Regions from separate parts of the Mus musculus genome. Here region 2 is linked to region 1. The links are chromatin loops, found by intact Hi-C in ENCODE. Cell type or tissue: left cerebral cortex. All regions are shown on one strand. Links, peaks and the distances in the headings refer to the core of each region. The heading gives the core; the rest is flanking DNA. Region 1 has its middle 250 kb from the start of Gm46834. Region 2 has its middle 200 kb from the start of Gm46834.

What was found. A loop is a pair of places that touch in the nucleus more often than their neighbours do. Peaks named below come from ENCODE experiments on the same cell type or tissue, not always from the same donor. Only the 100,000 strongest peaks of a DNase experiment are listed, where the experiment ranks them.
Region 2: it touches region 1 in a loop (5-fold over the local background); 2 of 42 quality-filtered maps call a loop at or near these places.

The regions. Positions count from the first base shown.
Region 1 is chr3:39,963,962-39,966,883 of GRCm38, reverse strand. No RefSeq gene overlaps it. Among named protein-coding and RNA genes, the nearest start is that of Gm46834, 250 kb to the right of the region's middle. In left cerebral cortex, for the core only: no CTCF peak of the experiment used is centred there; DNase peaks (open chromatin) are centred at 344 and 1,237; H3K27ac peaks cover 960 bases.
Region 2 is chr3:39,907,577-39,910,498 of GRCm38, reverse strand. No RefSeq gene overlaps it. Among named protein-coding and RNA genes, the nearest start is that of Gm46834, 200 kb to the right of the region's middle. In left cerebral cortex, for the core only: no CTCF peak of the experiment used is centred there; DNase peaks (open chromatin) are centred at 628, 1,378 and 1,599; H3K27ac peaks cover 1,417 bases.

The DNA.
Region 1 (2,922 bases), core at 183-2,682:
AAAAATGTACTTCTCTAAAAACAGAGTCTGTGTCTGCTGTGGAGCAAGCAGCTCATAACCCTTCTATCCATGAAGATGTTTACCTCTTCGATCCACCTGACAAGGTAGTACATGTTGCGTGCAGAGTTTTGTTTCTTCCCACAGCAGGTACTGTTCATATTTCTGCCATGGATCATTTTTTTTTTAACCCCCATGTCTAGCTTCCACAGTCTTTCCCAGCTTAAGACTCATGGATGTTGTGAGTTTGAATTTGGCCTCCCTAGTGTCTGATGGTGCCTGGGCTTGCTACATACTGGTCTAAAAATACACTGCAAGTTCTGCAAAGACATTGAAATTTTAGAATTTATTTCCTTATCTTTTCATATGTCGGCTACATTTTGTCTTCCTGCTCATCACAAGCAGGACAATCTGTTCTGTCTCTTTTTAAAGGAACCTGCCCTTCTTGGCATCTGGTATTTTTGTGATTCAGCTCTGATGAAGTCAGAGAAAGTTATCTGAATATAAAGAATAGGTATGCCTTATTGAGCACAAAAACCAATCAAACAAAAAAAAACCAACCAACCACCACCACCACCACCAACAACAACAAAAAACAGTTTCAGATACACAGAAAATTCTTTAATAATTAGATCTCTAATACAGTAGATGACAGAATACGTCCCTCAAGCTAGAAGTGAATCATGGGTAAGCACTTGGGCAGCTGTGATGAAAGGCAAACAAAAGGAATACATGAATAAATCTAGATGAACTGTGACCACCCTAAAAATAATAACGACTTTCAGATTTAACAACCTTATATAACTGCAGAAGCTAGGGCACAAGAAAGAGGCTGTAATAGAGTTAAATCATTCTAATTGCCTTGTATTATCCTGGAGAAATAATGGTGCTATTTAAAAAACATTACTCTTGGGGAATTTTGTGCACATGTACAATGAAATGCAACCATACCGAACCCTACTTCTTCCTTCTAAGTTCTGGATCCCTTCACACACATTCCCTTCCCAGATTCATGTCTTCTTGTTTTCCCCCAATTATCCATTAAATACAATTAGTTTTGCCCATATGTGCATGGGTGTGGGACCATCCACTGAAGCATGGGAAACCTAGAAGTAGCCACAGTCTCAAAAGAAGAGTGCTTCTCCCTCCTCCAGCCATGGTCAACTGCTGATATCTCTCTGGTTTGTGGTTTTGAGCTCCTTCCTCATCCATGCTGTAATGTCTTCTGGCTCGATCTTGTGCCAGTCTTGTGTAGGCAGCCACAGCTGCTGTGTTCATGAGTGTAATGCCATGCCATGTGCAAAAGATGTGGTTTCGTAAAATTCCTCCTCATCCTTCAGCTCTTAAATTCTTTCCTCCTTCTCTTCTCCAGTGTTCCATGAGCCCTTCCAGAGTTGTTGATGAAGGTGCCCTAGATAATGATGAACACTTAGCAGTCATTAATTTTTAATACTTTGATCAGTTATGAGCTCTATGTTGACTGCTACTAACTACAAAAATGATCTTTGCAAATCAAGGTTGAGAGTGGCCCATGTCTATGGGTAATCACCTAAATATTCAGAAGGTGTTTTAGCAATATGGGCATTTAATACTATAATGGTAGATTCAGTAGTAAGCACATAGTAAGTGCTATGACCTTCAAGCTTTTGATTAGTTTTATAACATGGAATCCCTTCTGTGGAGCAGACCTAAAATCTTACCAGAAAGCTGTTGGATATCCCATGAGAGTTATTGCACCAGTAGGCACAGCTTATTTTGTGGGTGGGTATCACAGTATGTATAGTTCAGTGCTGGGTGTGATCATTAATGCTTTCTTCCTGACCAGCCTGCGTAGCACCTTCTGGAACTGTGAAAGCTAACCAGAAAGGAGGATTCCCAGTCAGTTTGAGAATGAGTTCTTTGTATTACAGCCAAAGTTTGTGGTGTCTTTTGCAATGGTGTCTTACCATAGAGTTACAGTGGATCAACAAAAGGAACAGCAATCAACTGTGTAGTTTGGGGTGCTTCTGGGGTATTGCTCACCAGTAATGTGGGAGGAGAAATTCTATGTGTGGTTTAATAATTTTTGTTTGGATGAGGGAGTTTTGTTTGCATGAGAGATGGGTGAATGTAAAAAAGCTAAGGATATATGAAAAAGGCTTATGGAAACCCAGTTGTTTGTGAACTAATTTCAAAATATAAATTTCCAGAAAGGAGTTTAAGTTGCTCCTTGAAGGTTGTCTTGGAACTCCATCCTCTCTGTCTCTGTCTCTTTCTCCCTCTCCTTCCTCTCTCTCCCTTTCCATCTCCCTTCTTCTCTCTTTTTGGATGTCAGCAAAAGAGCAGCTTTGCCCTTTGGTGAACTCCCCACATGCATTCCCACTGTGATGTTCCACAATCTCAGGAAGCAGGAGACCACTGACCAGGGACTGCCAAACAGACACTGGCTCAGACTAAGGCTTCCCTTTCTACAATCTGACAGTGTCAGGTCTCATATCGTGGTGTCAGAAATCTAACATGGCCAAGTAAACACTAGGTAGAGTGTACGAATGACCAGCTTAAAGAGGAGATATCAATCAACGGGGGACAGAAGGGTTTGTTTGTTGAATTTTCATCCAGATTAACATGATTTATAACCATTAATTTCTTAAGCTAATCTTAAGAGCACATGGGGGTTGTGAAACCTAGAGCTCCTGTGCACAATGGTGAGAGTTCTTCTGGAGATCAAGGGACAGCACCTAAAGAGTTTATACTTTTATATGAAAATTATGAGACATATCATGGGTAATTTCTTGTCTAGGTTCATAAGGTGAAAAGTGTGCCTATACTCACACTAGACTGCCAGTGAGAAACTTGTAGTAGTTTATGCGCTTGTTGTTATGAAAATAGGTAGAAAGAAAGCTTATGTTAAAAATGTTATGAGTAAGCCATAACAAATAATTTAAA
Region 2 (2,922 bases), core at 196-2,695, 56 kb after region 1:
TTACAGGGGTGAAAAGAATAAATTCAGTGTCTTCTTGTTTGAGCTACTGGTCTCAAAACACTCAAAACCCCCACCCTTGTGCACAGTGTGCCCTGTTCAGATACACCAGTCTAGGGGCAGTGTCCTGGTGCTCAGCTCAGCGTAGCTGGGCTGAGCACGGAGAGAATGTGTGTCTAGACCTGATCACACTCCATGTTTGTTTTGCTCATCCCTGACTTTTTCTTTTGTGATCCATCTACATAGAAATCCCACTTCGCTTAACTTTTCTTTTCTTGATGACTTCTCACCAGTTGAAAGATGAGCCAGGGTGTGTTGGGTGACAGATTTTAGTCTGTTTTACTGTTGCTGAATTTTTTTTCCTGAAAGATCTTAGTTTTGAATTCCTGTATAATCATACATTTTAATGTATATTAGAAATATAGCTCTTTTCTAGCATGCCTGATTTGACAATTTTGTACTTTTACTTTGAAGAAAAATTCCCTCTGCAGCCTGAAAAGCCTGGTTTAATTCTTCTTTAGGTTTCTAAGAGACACCATTTTTCTTCTGATGACATCTGCTTGCTCATTTAAATTTTGCAACTTTGCAAGATTCTTTGGTGCTTCGGTTAAGGATTTTATTCTGTGAGGAAATTGTTATGTGGTTTCTTGGTGTGGCTTATTTCAAAGATCACCCAAAAAAGGGAATGAATGCATTCTCAATTTCAGTTGTAACACTGTGCACCCTCTACTTGATGAGGCCTGAGTCTCTGCTGCCTGATGGCTCTGAGGAGCTGGGCAGCTTGCTAGCACTCAGCTGCACTCAGTAAAAAATCAAGGGCTGTGCTACCAGGCCTAGATCTGCCTCCTTCAGTACTGCTGGGTCTAAATCAATCTCTCTAATTCTTGTTTTTAATCAAAGTCTAAGATGCATGCCCAGGTCATCATTTTTTCCCACATTAGAGATATACATATACTTTGTAACTCTTTCACCACTCACTGAGCACTTCAAACATCCCCACTGTGTGTGTACAAAGTTGTCTAACTGATGATTAATATGTGCTGCAAACTATTAGCAGCGGAATTAACAAGAAAAAGAATATGTGGCATTAATGGTAGCATGACTTTAAACTGATATTTCTAAAATTACTATTTTAATATATAATTATATATTAAAAGTACATTATATAAATGTAATATAAATATATGGTATACTTTTTAATACAAAGAATTTGAAATCTGGTGAAGGAGCAGGCCTTCTGGCATCCATTCCTCTCATCTTGGTAATACTACATTACCCAGACTGCTTTACAACTGATCCTCTGGGTATGACCTGGAATGATTCTGAGGCTTTATTTCTGAAGTGTGTGATTGCATTTCCACTTCTCTGGGTGCTTCCTTGGGATAAAACATTGGTGAGCAGTGATGGGGAGGCTCCAGCAGAATTGCTCTTTGCTTCCGCTGGTCCCTGGGCTCCAGCGATGTGGGGTTGTTTATCATAATTTTTAAAAATTGTTTTATTTATTTACATTCCAAATGTTGTCCCCATTCCCAGTACCCCCTCTAAGAGTTCTAACTAGGAGTGGTTCTCCACCCGGTTTGCTCCTCCTTTGAGCAAGCCTTATTTCAGAGCAGCTTGGGGATTTCTTTTTTGGAAAACATTCCCTGGCCTTACTTCTTCCCACACGACTTATGCTGTATTCTCTGCTAAGTGCCATCTCTCTGCCATTTAAACTTTCTACTGCTGGCTGAGAGAGTGTCCTTGTTGACATCATCATCAATTATCACCAAGCACATCCTAGATTCTCAGTAAATGCTCATTAAACACAAAGCTGAAGAGCAATGTGCTGTTGTGGCAACAAATGGGGCAGGTCGAGGGCATGTTACACAGCAGGACTTTAGCAACAGGACTCCTGGTACCCGGGGCACATACTGTATGTGTTGTACTGAGAAAAGCAAACACTGCAAACAAAGGCATGCCACCTGTCTCTAAACACCCCCTCATGATGTTGAGCTATGGAAGCACAACAGAGCTTCTGGCCTGGGATTCCCAGTGGGTATCTGATGACTCTTCATGGACACACTAGGAAAGCAGGGATTGAAATTGACCATCTACTTCACCCGTGCTTTGCCTTTTTCTACCTTATGGTGTTAATTTGGTATCAAATCATATGGAATTCTTGGTCCCAAGATGAAAACACTTTTATTTACTGGCTTAGGTAGAGCTTTCAAGTAACTTCCAACTGACAAGCCCCAAAGGAGCTTGTGGAGGGTGTCATGCATGTGTGTCTGTTGATTTCACAACTTGGGCATCAACCTTTTTGTCTCTTCAATTTGTGGTAATGAAAGGATCTGTTTTTAATAAATATCATGTATATATGTGTGGGACCATGAAAGGCAGCCTGTTTTGGTTGAGTGAAGCTTGCTCTAGAGACCCAGTAGAAAACTCTACAAGGGACGGAACAGTGAGACACATTCCCAGACATAGGCGCCTGACACCACGGAGACTCCAACTCCATAATTCTGTGACTGTAAGTCACTCAGACAATGTCCGAAGCTCCTAGAATTCTGGCTAGACTCCACCCTCACACTTACCTGACAATAGCCAGTTTTGCTCTTCCCAGCAGTTACTTGGCAGCAGCAAGGTAGCCCAACCTGCTATAAAAGGAGCTCCTTGGCCCCTCCTCTTAAGCACTTACCCCTCATTCTTATCTCTAACTTTCCTTCTACTCCTTCCCTCCCCCCTCTCTCCATGTGGCCATGGCCACTCTCTTTCTTTCTACCTTCTCTCTTTCTCTCTGTCTTCCTACAATAAAGCTCTAAAACTATAGACTGTCTCTGCTCATCAAGGCCCGCAGTACTTGAACTGATGGAATAGGTTTTCCTCTAAAGAGCTGCATCTAACCTCCCGCCAGAAGGCCTTCTTGCGCTCTAGCCATAGTCAGAA